Regions from separate parts of the Homo sapiens genome. Here region 2 is linked to region 1. Evidence: read pairs that join two places in POLR2A ChIA-PET (ENCODE). Cell type or tissue: CD4-positive, alpha-beta T cell. All regions are shown on one strand.

Region 1 (8,000 bases):
TTAGCTTGCTCTCACATGTGAAAGGATTGCAGTTAAGCACAACGCAACCTTTTTCTACAGCTCTTAGTAAGATCTTCTCTAGGGGCCATTGTAAAGCTAAACCACGAAGCTTCATGGAGGGCTGAAATAAGATAGCATACACTCAGAAGCCTGGTCTCTTAGGGACCACCCGCTTCCCTGCACAGGGTTACTGTTGCACTGTCAGCTTGTGGCCCACTATGACCCTCTTAATCTTATTCAGGAATTTTTGTTTATAGGGAATCATCATTCTGTATGCAATTGGCTTTCCCTCTGAGTGCAGGATCCTGCACTTATTTTACACTAAGATCATTGATAGCTTGTGTTTTCTAAAAAAGAAAAAAAAATTGCATGCCTTACAACAAAGAAAATACATTCAGTAAGATTATTAAAATAGTTATCTTATTTTCAGGACCACAGGAAGAAGGAGGGAAGTAAATATACAAAACCTAAAACTGTTATTAAATTTAACTCTGAGGCTCTTGGCAGCCAAGACAAAAATAAAACAGGGAAAAGTAAGTGGATTTCTTAGGAGAGATAAAATTCACCTGGCTTTTGAGCTCTAAAAGAGATTTCCTAAGGGGCTCCTGTCAAGTGATACAACAGACCAGTGGGTTGACCCCAGTTTTATGCAAAATGGCCAAGTAGTTTTCAGCTGGATTTTTTTTTTTTTTGTCATGACCCTTAACCAGCATTTAGGGCATCGTAATGACTAGTCTGGGAAGTGAAAGTGATCTTGAGGGGTAGAATAGAATATAGGAAACTCCAAGAGAACTGATAGAATCATCTGGCCTGTTCATCATGCATTCCATACTTAAGGGTACTTTGAGTAGGATCGGGGGCAAAAAAGAAGAAAGGCTAACTGCAGAGGTATAAACATACAAGACAGGACATGTCTCAGGAATCATTAACGCTGCACCACACCACTACCCCACCCCACCCAGCAGAAAATGAATCGCCTCATGAAATCAGTGAACACCTAAGTTTTGGTGTTGGTGTTGATGTGCACGTATGTGTGTGTGTGTGGGAATGTCTGTGGGTATGAATGCAAGTCCTCTTCCCCTAGCCCAGCACAGCCCCCACCACAGAGCAAGAGAGCAAGGCTGTCAGCATCCTGAAATCAGCTCTTCTCTAGTTGATTTTGATAACCAGCCAAAAATGCAGGATCTTTTCAAGGCCTGAAGATCATTAACTCTTTGGAAGAACAACAGGAGAGTTTTTGAATGCTGGGACTGACAGCCTGTTGGTGATAGGCTTAATTACTCCAATTAAATATTCAGGAGCAGAGCCAGGCAAGCCAACAGAATTAGGGGAAGGAATCTTTGCTCCACGGCTGCAGAATTCCGTGCTAGACGGCATTGAGCTTCTCTAAGATGAACACTAGGTTCCCAGGCTCCCAAAGTCCTGACTTTTGATGGTATTTTCTCCCCTCTGGGAGGCACTGACTGTAAAAGATTTATCATTAACTGAGGACCTAGTGTGTTCCAGGGCTGTGCTAGGCCCTGGAAGTTCTGACAAACAAGTTCCCTTCTATGGAGGAAGTACAGGAATCGATTTCCCCACCCCACACTTATAATTACCAGACAGTGTAATCCCATGTGGGATAAGAATTAATAGGAAATCAAAGTTAATTCTCAAATTCTACTTTTCCCAGACTGTGGGTTTTCTTCCCTGGAACCGCAGGCCCAGTTTCTTTCTAGATCATGACTGGCACCATCACTGACCTTTGGGGTGTGGCATGACGTTGGCATATACGCTGTAAGTTTGGTTGCCACAAAGTCCCTTCTGAATTCTAATAATGGGGCCTTTCCTTCTGGGTGGAAAGTTTCTGCCATAGCTGGGGTGGGTCGAGCGTGGGCACTGAGTAGCCTCATTGGTGAGGGGTGGCTGCCCTTGCATTCTTCTGCTCAGTGGCCTGAGGATCGACCCCTGATAAGCCACTGCCCACAGCCACAGGACAGGACAAGCTTCCTGACCCATGTGGAGATGGAATCCATGCCCTATTCTCCTTTCATCGGTGCTCTAGCTAAATGAGCAGCTGACAACCCCAAACTTTATCTCACAGCGGGGACTCTCTGGCCTGTCCGAGATCTGCAAGTGGGGGGGATGGAGCTACAATCTGGGTCATGTGTTTATCTCTAGCCTTGGGGTCTCAGCCATTTCCCCCACAATACTTCAGTGTACCGCCATGCCATCAGCATCAAGAGGTGCTACAAAGAGGTTTGATTTTGTTCTTTTGCAATACACAGCAAATAATTTCTTTTCAACCCAGTTGTTCTTAATTATCTTCTGCCTCAAAACACCTGGAGGATTTTTGGTGCAGTCCCTGGTACCAGCAACAGCATCGCCTAGGAACTTGTTAGAAATGCAAATTCTGGACCCCACCCCAGGATTACTGAATCAGAAACTGGGGGTGGGAACAAGCGGTTTGGGCTTTACCGGGCCCTGCAGGTGCTTCTGGTGCAAGCTCATCTTTAAGAACCACTGAGTAAGAAGAACTCACCATGACGGGAGTTCTCGGTCAGGAGAGGCTTCCTGGGGCGTGTGCCAGAATCTCTAGAATTGAGGATGGGAGTGGCACACAGGTAGTTTGAAAAAGCCACTAAACTCATTATACTCTCTCCCCTGCCACCTTACCCCATTCTGAGAATCATTGATGTAGAAACTGATTTTGCATTGGAGGAAATGTCTCACCCAACTGCCTCCGTGTTTTGATGACTTTTTTTAAGCTTCAGAAAGTTCATTACACCATTGGGGTGACTTGTGTTTCACCTCAGATCTCCTTTCATGGTTGTATACAAAGAATTAATTTATACAAGCTGGGGCTTAAAAAGGGAGAAGTTTCCCCACAGTGGTTTTGTCTCGTTTGGCTTTTGCTGATTAGGAGTTGGTTGGGTCAAAGGTCCACCCTAGGAGCTAGAAACCCACCCTCGAACCATGTACCCCCTTGCCAGCTCCTGGGGCAGGGGTCTTCTGGCCCCAGCAAGTGCTCAGGTTAGGAGGGGCCCATGGATGGTCAGGAACGGCATGCTGCTTTGCTCATAGCCAAGCAACCGTGCGCATCTGCATGAGGATTTTTTTACAAGTTTCTTAAAGGAAACAGATGTCAGCAGCCTCTTTTTCATTGCCCGCAACAGGGAGAAGACACACCTAAGTTGTCTGAATTGCTTGCAAACAGTGGTAGATGTGGGCATTTTTTTTTCTCTAAAAAGATTATATTTGGGAAGCCACCCCCAGCATTTGAGGGGATGCTGGGCGTTTTAACAGTAAGGAGAGTTTACTTTAATCCACCTCATCTCGCTGCGATCTGCAGGTGTTCACGCTGCTTCTGCTTGCCAGGAAAACAACGAGAGGAAGGAGACTGGCTTCTTAGAAAGCATGTTTTCCTGTGGAAGCGGCCCACAAAACCTGCTTATCTGGGTGACAGGCTCCCCCTTCTCAGAAGGTGGTATTTCCCTTGTGGCTACACAGGCAGGAAGCAGGTGGCAGGGAGTGGACCCACAGCATCCCCCACAGCGGGCCCTGGGGTTGCCACCAACCGTGGCTGGGAGCTACTCTCCTTGATTGCTGAGTGGCTCTGTGGCTCTGGGGGCTGGAGTCAGCCGATGTGCTTGGCAGATCTGGAGGGTGGGGTCTCTGCTGACTGCGGCTGCTTGCTCTGGGAGTGGATCGGGGACTGATCCACTGGCCCAGCAGGAGCCTGGCTGGATCCCTCTTGCCCTGGGGGAAGGGAAGCCCGTTGTGTCAGGAAGACTCTGCCTGAACTCTGACCTTTCCCCTCACTAGAATGCAAGCCCCACAGGCAGCAGATCCTGTGGGTTTCATTCACTCAGATATCCCAAGCATCTTGAAGGGTGCCGGGCACACACTGGCTTCTCAATACATGTTTATTGACTAAATAATTGGATTCCTCTCCCATCTTCCACCCGCCAGCCTCCTCTTAAACATGACAAAGAATCCAAGGACTTGTGCTGGGGCTGTCAGCTGCTATTCTGGTGCCCTGGGGACGAAGAAGGGATCTGGAGGGAAGACTGTCACCCTCTTGCGAATGTTTCCAAGAAGCAGCTCAGCATGGGAGAGAAAAGGGGAGATCCCAGTTCCAGGAACACCTGGCCAGTGTTTCACCTGTTTATCGGAGTTGACAGGACCAGCCAGCCCTTTCCCACCTCTCCCCATCATGATGGATGGGAGCCTGGCCTTTGAGGTAAGAACAGATGGGGTTACAGACACTGGCCTTTGAAGACATCTGGAGCGACTGCTTCTCTGGCAGTTCACTTTTAAACCGGCACTTCACCCAGAAGTTGAAGGACCATCTGACAGATGCATAAGGGGTTTGGTGTTGAAGAGAGTTGGGCTAGAGAGTGTCGCAGAGCCCCGGGACTCCTGCGGGTTTAGGATTCTGGCTGAGGGAAGTGTGGCAGGGGCTCCCCACTCACAGGCTCCAGGCTGTGTGATCCGTGGCTGAGGACCCAGACCCTTAGACTTCAGGCACCCTGCAGGGGGTCCCATTTCAGGCAGGACTTTGCCTCCACAGCCCCACAGCTCTGCCTTGGACCAGAAGATTCCAAACAATTTAAACTACTAGTCATACTGATAGAATACTAGTAGTTTGCAAAGAAAAATATTCCCTGGGCCTTGAGGAAGCAGTTGAATTGTGATGGTGCCTATGAACATCCTAGGGCCATGTGTTGTCATTTTCAAGCTTCCCCTCTGCCTAGAGGTGACAACCCTGGTCCCGTGGTGCCCTCCTTAGTGAGCTTGGCAACAAATATGACAACATGAGGGTCACTAGGAAAGAGAAAAAGAGCAAAGAATAGATACAAATGTGATAGGGTACCCTGGTCTTCAATTAGAGAAAGCTGGTCATTTTACAAGAAGCCCTAAGCCTAGCCTCTTCTAAGCTCGGTGAGAGAGGCAAGAGCAGGAAAGAGACTGGCCAGAGGTCGCCCAGGGACCCAAGGAAGCCCTGAGATTTGATGGCTATAAATATAAGTGTATGAATCAGAATAGCACCGGGCAGGCTAGGCATGGTGGCTCACGCCTGTAATCCCAGCATTTTTGGAGGTGGAGGTGGGTGGATCACTTGAGCACAGGAATTCGATAACAGCCTGGGCAACATGGCAAAGCCCTGTCTCTACAAAAAGTACAAAAATTAGCTGGGTGTGGTGGTGCACACCTGTAGTCCCAGCTGCTCAGGAAGCTGAGGTGGGAGGATTGCCTGAACCCAGGAAGTCGAGGCTGCAGTGGTTGGTGATTGCGCCACTGCACTCCAGGCTGAGCAACAGAGTGAGACCACATCTCAAAAAAAAAAAAAAAAAAAAAGCACTGGGCATCTGGCCTGTGCCCATTTAGGGTGAGGTCCTGTGGTTTCAGGTACTGTGATAATCTGCCCATTTTGCCATTCATTAGCTCATCATCCAATATATGCCTTTTGAACACCTAGTACATCCCTAGCACTGTGCTCACACAGCGGGGCGATGGCGAACAAGAGACAAGGTTCCTGTCCTCATGGAGCTTACAGTCCCGCTTGCCTTACACGGACTCGCTGAGCCTTCTTCTCGGGTGATGCCTCAGCTTCCTACTTCACGAAGAAGATAAAAGCAATCAGAAGAGATGCTCACGAGCATCTGTCCCCACCTCACCCGCTGCCTCACCGCATGCCCGCGTTTTGTGTCTGTCCCTCTCCTGTTCTGTGGATGAACTTTTCACGCCATGGCTCAGGCCAGCCCCTCCCCCTGCAACATTCATCCCATGCCCTCCTGGCTGCTCAAGGACATCGCTCCAGTGTCTCCCTTCTGTCCCTTGCACCATCAATCTTTCCCTCTCTATGGGGTCTCTCCTAGCAGCATGCTACCATGTTGCCATCTCTCCCATGTAAAGATACCTTGTCTTGACCCCACTTCCTCCCCCAGGAGAATGGCCCCAGTTCTTACCACTTCCAAAATGATTGTCTGGACTCATCATCTCCAAATTCTCTCCTCCCATTCTCCCTTGAATCCACCCCAATCACACTGTCATCCCTGACACTGTTCTTGTCAAGGTCACCAATGTCCTCATTTTGCTAAATGCAGTGGACATTTCTTGGTCCTCATCTTGCCTGGCTGTCAGCATCATTTGACATGGCTGGTTCCTCCCTCCACGTTGAACACTTTCTTCACATCCACCTGCTTTCCTTCTCCTTCTGGCCACTGCCTCTCAGACTCTTTTGCCATCTTCTCTTCAGATTCCTGCGAAGGAATGACAAAGAACATCAAGGCTCAATCCTTGGAACTCTCCATCACTCATCTTTAAATTAGACTTCTCTGCTGACTCTCAGAGTTGTGTATGCTGAGAATCCACTGCCTCTAAGACATCCTGCTTGGCAGGTAACAGACATTTCATCCTGAGCTGAGCTCCTGCCCACCCCGCCCACACACAGACCCCTTCTTGCCCACAGATTTCCCATCTCAGCCAATGGCGAGTCCAAAAATCCTTTGTGTCCCCTTTGATTCTTAGGTTCCTATCTCCCTTCGACTGAGGCATCGTTTCCAAATCAGACACTTCTCGTCACCACTATTGCCCTCCCCTTGTCCAACCCACCTTTGGCTCTTGGCTGGAGTCCGGTGAGTCTCCTAGCTGGCTCTCCCTGTTCTCGTCATTTCCCAGTAAGTTCCAACCCTGCCTTCAGACTCTTCTGCACACAGCTTCCAGAGTAATCCTTTCAAAAAGTAAGTCAGATCCCATCTTTTCCCTCCCGTCTCACTCTGTCAGCCACATTCATTCCAAAGGACCATGTGGTCCATGTCCCTGTTCTCTCTGGTTCTCTCACTGCTCTCCTCTGTGCTTACTCTCTCCTGCCTCACAATGTTTGCACTTACTGTTTCTTCTGCTTGGAACTCTTTCCCTCCAAGACCTTTTTTTTTTGAGACGGAGTCTCGCTCTGTCGCCCAGGCTGGAGCGCAGTGGTGCAATCTCTGCTCACTGCAAGCTCTGCCTCCCAGGTTCACGTCATTCTCCTGCCTCAGCCTCCCGAGTAGCTGGGACTACACGCACCAGCCACCATACCCAGCTCATTTTTTTTGTATTTTCAGTAGAGACGGGGTTTCACCATGTTGGCCAGGATGGTCTTGATCTCCTGACCTCGTGATCCGCCCGCCTCGGCCTCCCTAAGCGCTGGGATTACAGGTGTGAACCACCGCGCCCGGCCTCCCTCCAAGATCTTTACTCACGTTGTCACCTTAGTGACGGCTCCCTCCCTAACCATCCTATTTAAAATTGCAGCCCGTTCAACACCCATTCCTCCTTCTCCATCCTTGCTCTGCTTCCTCCCTTTGACCTGTCACTCTTTAATCCAGTGGCATTCTGATTCAATGGTGACTGGGAGCAGGACCTAAGGAGGTGCGTCATCTGTAGAGAATTTGAAAATAATCGTGAAATAAACTCAAAGTGGGTTTGCTCTTTATGAGCCCCGCACACCAGCAATTCTAAATTCTGTTATCAATATACTTTCCTGCCAGGGTGGGCCGCCCCCACCGATTCTCCTCTATCTTAATACACTATGTGTTTCCCTTGTTTATTTTGCTTATTGTTCATTTCCATGCACTAGAATATAAGCTCCGCGAGGGCAGTATATTTTGTCTGTTTTGTTCACCACTGTGTCCCTCGTGTCTGCCACATGGTGTGTGCTCAGTAAGCTTTAGCTGAATGAATGAAGTGGTGGATGTCGACGTTCCCTTAGTTGGGGGTTATCAGGAGGGCTTCCTGGATGAATTGGTGTCTATATTGCCTGTCCTTAAAGAGGAGGAAGGTGCTCTAGGCAGAAGGAACAGCAGGTACAAAAGCAACTTGACTGTCAGGGTCATTAGCTAAGAGTAGGAGTCAGAGGGATGAGTGGGTGTCGTTCACCAGAATTTACCCTTCAAAATGTCAGTGCTTAGTAAATGAATGTGTTCCTTTATTACTAGTTGTTGGAGGGTCCTTGTTGACATCTTGCAGAGGTCTGG
Region 2 (8,000 bases), 480 kb after region 1:
TTTATCCCAAAGTCTTCTTGGCGATGAGATTTTTTTTCCTGCTTCAGATTTGGCATGCTTCCAGAAACCCAAGGGCCCTAAATCAATATCAAGTGACCGCTTCCAACTCGTAAGAGCCTCTAGGGCTCATTGCAAATGTGGGCTCTGGGTTCCAGAGAGACAGGCTTAAAGAAATTGATGGCAAAAATGGGAAGCTCTGTGGCTGACCTCAGTTGCAGGATCCGTGCTGGGACAGCCTGTCCTCCGCTCCATGATTTGTGAGGGCCTGCCTGGTATTGCTAATCTTCCTGACAGTTTAGTTTGAAGAGAAAAGGGGCCAGTGGCACTGTAGGCAACATCAGACAAGCCACAGATCTCCTGGGAGATCTAAGCTCTCCAGGAGGCAGATAACAACATTTTGCCTTTCCACGGGGTTGTTAATATACATATGAATCCCAAATACAAGAATGGGCTCTTCAAACTGGTTTATTTAAACACTTTTTCTGAGACACACGTTTCAAGAAGGGGATAAAGAGGGTGTGATGTGGATCCTGTGCTGTCTTCAAAGAAGGGAAGGTGGACTGCTATGTTTCTAGTGTAGAATCTGGCACAGAAACCACCCATAGCAGGTGCGCCACGGACCTGCTTTAGCTGGAAGGATCCTTTCTACATTCCTTCCACCACCTAGTGAGTGGCCACGTTGATGATGAGACCTGGGCCTTTAAAAATCCTCTTTCAGGTCTCCAGCCAACCCTCTCCATTCAACTCAGTTTCACAAACCTTTTCTTAGCAGCCACCCATTCCCAAGGACTGTAGTGGGTGCCGCAGGGGAGACAGAGGTGAAGGAGACACAGTCCTTTCTGCTGATTCTGCGGCTGAGTCAGCTGATAGCCTACGTCTATTTGCCAAGAATATGATCAACTGAGTGAAAACAACAAAATAAAAAACGCTGAGTTGGGGAGATGACTCGACTCGGGAGGATAATGAGAATGTCCAAGCTGTGAGTCCCCTGGAGGCCAAGGCAAGTTTGCAGCTGGCATGGTAACAGCAGGGTGGTTGCTGAGGGAAACTGAAACCATGTCACATGGAAAAGATTTGTAGGAGTGGAGGGCCTTTGGCCTGGAGAAGAAAAGCCTTGGAGAACAGAAAGGCTGGTTTCACATACCTGAGAGACTGCCATGGGGAAGACCCATACTTTGTTCTCTGGGGCCCCAGAGGGGGCCCACCATAGAACAGGACTATGGTGGGGATACGTAGGGGGACCGATTGCAGCTCGAAATTGCGAAGTCCTGTCCTTGTCAGAGCTGTCCCAGGTGGAGTGGGATGTACCAGGAGGTGGTGAGTTCCTGTCATTGCAGGGATTTCAGTCGGGGTGGAGAGCCCACTAAACAAAGACGCTGTGGAGAAGAACCAAGCATGGAGGAGGGTGGAGGGCCTGATCTTCTAAGCTTCACTCTCTGCCTGGGAGTCTTCGATTCCTCCCTCCTCTTACTATAACTTAATGAGCTGCTAACGCCAACACCTGGCTTCTTATTCAAACATGCTTAAATGTGAACGGGGAAGACTGGCATCAGAGGTGGGCAGATTAACAACAAACTCCCTCAGGGGTCTCCAAAATGAGAGAGAAGGGACAAAGGCAGAATCGTTCTGCGTGCCTGCAAGTTGGATTTGGAGTCTCCACACTGTGCCTCTGGCCGTTGAACAGAAGAGGGGTCTCTTTGCTGTGTCTTTAGCAAGGTGACAAGCAAGAGAGCTGGGTAGCACAGCCTGGGGCTCACAGGCAGCAGATCACCTTCAGCTCCCCAGGCCCCTCTGTCATGGACTCAGGCCACTGCTGGGACTCAGTCACCAGGACAGGGAGAGCCCAGAGGGCACTGCTCCACAGGGTGGGCACAGCAAACAGCCCTTCCCCACACTCCCACTCTTCCCGGCAGAGAGGGTGCCTGCGGTGTGACTCGAGGGAACTCGGCCTATTCATCTCACCCGCTTCTGCCTATCTCTCCACACACACTTTTGTCATTGTTAAAACCATGAGCAGCTTTTTCCTGATATCACAGTCTAGGAAATCGATGCCTCGTTCAGTGAGCCAGCACTTGCTGTGCTCTTGCCACAGGTTGGGACTGTGTGGATGGATGCCCCATTGCTTAGGGAGCACAGAGGAGGGACCTAGCTCGGGCTGGGGCTTTACAGAAGGCTTCCGAGAAGGGATGTCATTGGCCTGACTCTTAAGAGGAAGGAAAAGAAGAGCACCAAGTACAAATGATTAGCACTACTCATCAGCAAATCAGGAGACTGGGCGTGTAGGGAGATGAGGCTGAGGAAGTCACTCTGAACACACACGAGGGGCCTGATTGTCACCTGAAATGCCTGATGTTTTCCTGTTGGTTATGGGAAACAGAGGGATGACATAGATTGATTTATAGAGATTTTTCTGCCTGCATCAAAGGCATCATAAACAAGAGGGTAGGACTAGTGGCAAAGAAACGAGTCAGAATTGTTTAGTCGAGACATGAGAAGACCCTGAGCTAGCTCAGTGGTAGCAGGGTGGAAAGGAAGGGACCAAAAGGAGAAATATTTTGGATTTAAAAATTAACAAGACTGTCCAACAAATAGAAGATACAGAGACAAATGATTCAATAAGGCAAGGGTCAAAAGACTTGAACAGGCACTTCACAAAAGAAGATAATGCCCAATTAAGCACATGAAAGAGTGTTCAACATTAAATATCAGGGAAATGCGAGTTAAAACTACAGTAAGACAGCAGTTCATACCCCTTAGAATGGCTAAAATCAAAACAAATGATCATACCAAGTGCTGGTGGGAATGTGAGGAACCTGGAACTCTCATGCACTGCTGGTGGGAGAGGCCAATGGCAGAAACTCTTTGAAGGACTCTGAGAGTGTCTTATAAGTGTACATCTACCCTATAAGCAAGCAATTCCACTGCTAGGTATTTGCCCAAGAAAACTATGTTTATACAGACTTGTATAAGAAAAATATGTTCCCAATAAAATTGTAAAGAATGTTTATGGCAGTCTTATTCAAATATTGAAGAACTGGCAGCAACCCAGATGTCCACCAGGAAGTACATGGATAAACAACCTATGGTATGTCCATATAATGGAATATCACTAAGCAATAGAAAGGAACAAACTATTTATATATTCAGTGTAACATGGATGACTGGCAAAACCATTATGGGAAGTGAAGGAAACCAGACCCAGAATAGTACACACTGTATGATTCCATTTACATGAAATCCAAATGTAGACAAACGAATATATAATGTTAGACACCAGTTTGTGGGTTTATGTAAGTGTTTTGGGGTGTTAGGTGGGGGGTTGTTGACCAGTTAGAGGCATGAGGGAACTTCCTCAAAGAATAGAAATGTCTTATATTTTATTTTGAGGATTATGACATGAATGTGTATGATTGTCAAAATTAATCATACTAAACATTAAAACCTGAGCATTTTTTTCTATGTAAACTTTATTTTAAAACAAAAATAAAATAAAAACCAGGTCTGGGTCTGGCATGGTGGCTCACACCTGTAATCCCAGCACTTTGGGAAGCGGAGGTGGGCAGATCACAAAGTCAGGAGTTTGAGACCAGCCTGGCCAACATGGTGAAAACCCGCCTCTACTGAAAATACAGAAATTAGCTGGACACGGTGGCAGTGCATGCCTGTAATCCCAGCTACTCAGGATACTGAGGCACGAGAATCGCTTGAACCTAGGAGGCGGAGGTTGCAGTGAGCCGAGATCGCGCCACTGCACTCCAGCCTGGCGACAGAGTGAGACTCCGTCTCAAAAAAAACAAAACAAAACAAAACCCAGGTCTGGTGATTGATATATATTTGACCCTCACATTTCTAGCTTGAATGTTTGTGTGGATGGTGGTGACACTAAGACAGATGAAGGATGTGAGAGGAAGAGAAGGTAAAGGAGGAGAAAGATGAGTCAAATGTTGTATCAATGGAGTATGTGGTGTCCATTATCACAGGCACCAGCTAATGATATCCTGAAGGAAAAAAAAAAAAAACACTAACAAAAACAAAACCACCTGAATCAATGAGTCTGAAGCTCAGAGAAGAGGTCAGGATAGGAACATACCCCTGACAGTCACTTGATCATTGTGAAAAGCAGGAGTATGAGTGAAATGATGCAGAGAGGAGCTCTGGCATTAGAAAGCAGTGGCCAAAGGCTGGATCCTGAGAGGCAACACTCATTACCGGGTTAGCAGAAGAGAGCGTTCCATGAAAGAGACTGCAACTCATCCCGGAGGCATGAGGAGAACCAGGAAAGGGCAGAACCACAGTCATTCAAAGCCAAGAGTTTTGTGGGGGTTTTTTTTTTTAATTCATTTGTTTTAGTAGGTGTTTCATGTATTAAAAGACTTTTCTAAACCAATTTACTGTGGCATAAATTACATGCCATAAAATTCATTCATTTGAAGCATATGGGTCACTGAGTTTTAGTGAATTTATACAGTCCTGTAACCACTACCACACTCAAGTTTTAAAACATTTTCATTGCCACAAAAATTTCCCTCACACCACTTTGCCGTTGATCCCTGATCCCAAGACCAGCCCCAGACAACCACAGATATGCTTTTATCATTAGAGTTTTGCCATTTTTAGAAATTTCATACAAATGGAATCATGTAGTCCTTTGTGTCTGCCTTCTTTCTTTTAACCTGTTTTTGAGATTTCTTCATGTTGTTGCCTGAATTTGTAACATATTTCTTTCTTCTGGAGCATAGTTTTTCACTGTATGAATAGACCACATTTTGTTTAACCATTCATCAACTGACAGACATTGCCATTGCTTCCATTTAGTGTTATGATGAATAATCCTGCAACGGATATTGACTTACAACTCTTTGGTAGGACACAGATTTTCATTTCTCTTGGGTGAATACCTAGGGGCAGAATTGCTGGGTTGCATGGCAAGCACGTGTTTACTTTTAAAGGAAAATGCCAAACTTTTGCAAAAAGGCTCTACCATTTTACCTTTCCACTAGCAACTTACAAGGATCCCAGTTTCTCTATGCCTTTATCAACACTCCATATTGTTTTGTTTTGTTTTTTAATTTTCCTAGCAGGCATATAATTAGATCTTATTGTGGTTTTAATTTTAATTTGTATTGCCCTAATACCAGTGGTGTTGAACATTTTTTATGTGCTTTTGGACTATTCATATATCTTCTTTGGTGAAACATTTGTTCATATCTTTTGCCAATCTTTTAATTGGGTAGTTTCTCTTGCTATTAAGTTATAAGGGTTCTTTATATATTCTTAATTCAAATCAGATAGTTTGCAAATATTTTCTCCCAATCCGTGACCTTTCATTTCCTGTCACTGAACAAATTTTTAAATTTCGATGAAGCCTAATGACTAAGTTTTTTTCTTTTATAATTTGTATTTTCTGCTTCCTAAGGAATCTGCTTAACCCAAAATTATTAAAAAAAAATTTCTTCACTTTCTCCTAGAAGTTTTATAGTTTTAGTCCTGTAATCCATTTTGAATTAATTTTTGTATATGGTATAAGGAAAGGGTCAAGAGTAATATCTTTTATAACTATTCAGTGATTTCAAGATCACTTATAAAAATAGACTATGTTTTTCCCTATTGAATTACCCTGGTATCTTTATCAAAATTATTTGACCATATAAAAGTAAGGATCTATTTCTAGACTCTCAATTCCACTCTATTGATTCATTGTTATCTAATACCACACTGTTAATTACTGAGTTTTATAGTAAGTCTTATAATCAGGTAGCATAAATTGTTAACTTGATTATTTAAAAAAATTGTTTTGTGTCACAGGACAAATAGATGTTTTTCCAAAGAAGATATACAAATGTCCAATAAGCACATTAAAGATGCTCAAATGTAACTAACCAGTAAAGAAATGCAAATCAGAACCTCACTGAGCTACCACCTCACACCCATTAGGATGGCTACTATCAAAAATAATCATAATAACATGTCAGTGAGGATATAGAGAAACTAGATCCCTTGTATACTGTTGGTGGAAAATTAAATGATGCAGCTACTTTGAAAAATAGTATGGTGTTTCCTCACGTATTAGAAATAGAATTACCATATGACTCAGCAATTCTACTTCTGCATATATACCCAAAAGAATCAAAGGGGCTGGAAGAGATATTTGTATACCCATGTACATAGCAGCATTATTCACAATAGCCAAAGGGTGGAGGCAACTCAAGTGTCCATCTACAAATGAAAAAACAAAATGTGGTATGTATACACATACATACATACATACATACACATACATACATACATACATACATACACACACAGTGGACTATAAAAAGAAGGAAATTTTGACACATACTACAATGTGGTTAAATATCGAGGTCATGTGAAATGAAGTAAGTCCATCACAAAAAGACAAATGTATAATTCCACTTATGTGAGGTAACTAGAGTTGTCATTTCCTTAGAGACAGAAATTAGAATGATGGTTGCCAGGAGTTGAGAGTCGAGGGGAATGGGAAGTTAAAGGATGTTGAATTTAGGCTGGGTGTGGTGGCTTACACCTATAATCCCAGTGCTTTGGGAGGCTGAGGTGGGTAGATCTCTGCAGATCTCTTGAGCCCAGGAGGCAGGCGGATTCCTTGAGCCCAGGAGACCAGCCTGGGCAACATGGCAAAACCCCGTCTCTACAAAAAAGTACAAAAATTAGCTGGGCATGATGGTGCATGCCTGTAGTCCCAGCTACTCAGGAGGCTGAGGTGGGAGGATTGCTTGAGCCCGGGAAGTGAATGTTGCAGTGAGCTGAGATCATGCCACTGCACTCCAGCCTGGGCAATAGAGTAAGACTCTGTCTCAAAAAATAAAATAAAATGAAGTTTATTAAACATAGTTTGGGAAGATGAGAAGTTCTGGAGATTCGCTGCAGGCCAATGATAATATACTTAACATTGCTAAACTGTAAGCTTAAAAATTATTAAGTTGGTAAATTTCGTGTGTATTTTACCACAATTAAAAAAAATTTTTTTAATTGTTCTGTTTAATCTAGGTTATTTGTCTTTTCAAATGAATTTTAGGATCAGCTTGTCAATTCCTACAAAAATGTCTACTGGGATTTTTATTGTGATTTCATTAAATATATAGATTAATTTAAAAATAATTACCATCTTTAATTAAAAACATTGAGACCTCCAAGCAATAACATGGCATATCTCTCTGTTTATTCAGGTATTCTTTAATTTCTCTCAGCAATATGTTGTAGTTTTCAGTGTATAAGTCTAAAATATCTTTTATTAAATTTATTCCTAAATATTTTTATGCTACTGTCAATGGAATTTCTGAAGTTTTATTTTTTGGGTTGTTCTTTGCCGGCATATAGGAATACAATTGATTTCTACATATTAACCTTATATTCTGAGACACTGTCGAATTCATTTATCAGTTCTAGTAGCTTTTTGAAAATTCCTTAGGATTTTCTACATATATGATCACATTGTTCACAAAAAAATGGTTTTATTTCTTCTGTTCCAAGGTGTATGCCTTGTTTTTTGCATGACTTATTAAACCGGCTAGGACCCCCATACCATGTTGAATAGAAGTGGCGAGACAGAATTTTTAAATGAGGTTATTTTACTCTGTGAGGATCCCAGGTGGTCTCTGACAGAGCAGTTCCAATAGAACTGCAGGGCAGAACCAGGCTGCTGCAGATGAATATGCGAGTGGGAACTGAGAGAATTACAGCTGCTGGGTGTTACCACTCATGAAGCTTGACTGAAGAAGGCAGGCAAATGGGTAAAGCACATTCCCTGTTCTCAAGAGGCCCGAGTATAAACAGGGAAGTTCTAGACATGCATTTCTTCAGCTCTGCTGCTGCCTTCCTCAGTCCAGCCACCTTCTCCCACCTGGAACTTCAACAGCCACTTACCTCCCCTTCCGGTTTCTATTCCCCCGTCCCATTTTCCAGTCCATTCTAACGAAAGTCAGAGAATACCTCTTAAAGTAAAAATCAGATTATATTACTCC

What was found. Peaks named below come from ENCODE experiments on the same cell type or tissue, not always from the same donor. Only the 100,000 strongest peaks of a DNase experiment are listed, where the experiment ranks them.
Region 2: POLR2A ChIA-PET joins it to region 1 with 8 read pairs; 3 of 35 experiments call an interaction of 5 or more read pairs at or near these places.

Annotation. Positions count from the first base shown.
Region 1 is chr3:194,301,979-194,309,978 of GRCh38, reverse strand. LINC00887 (long intergenic non-protein coding RNA 887) reads left to right here. Exons shown (of 3, transcript NR_024480.1): 2 at 3,952-4,222; 3 at 6,242-8,000. Among named protein-coding and RNA genes, the nearest start is that of LINC00887, 6.8 kb to the left of the region's middle. RefSeq lists enhancers at 565-614, 2,168-2,317, 2,828-3,067. In CD4-positive, alpha-beta T cell, no CTCF peak of the experiment used is centred here; DNase peaks (open chromatin) are centred at 2,718, 3,198 and 3,478; H3K4me3 peaks cover 828 bases; H3K27ac peaks cover 442 bases.
Region 2 is chr3:193,819,559-193,827,558 of GRCh38, reverse strand. No RefSeq gene overlaps it. Among named protein-coding and RNA genes, the nearest start is that of LINC02038, 20 kb to the left of the region's middle. RefSeq lists an enhancer at 7,500-8,000. In CD4-positive, alpha-beta T cell, no CTCF peak of the experiment used is centred here; no DNase peak of the experiment used is centred here.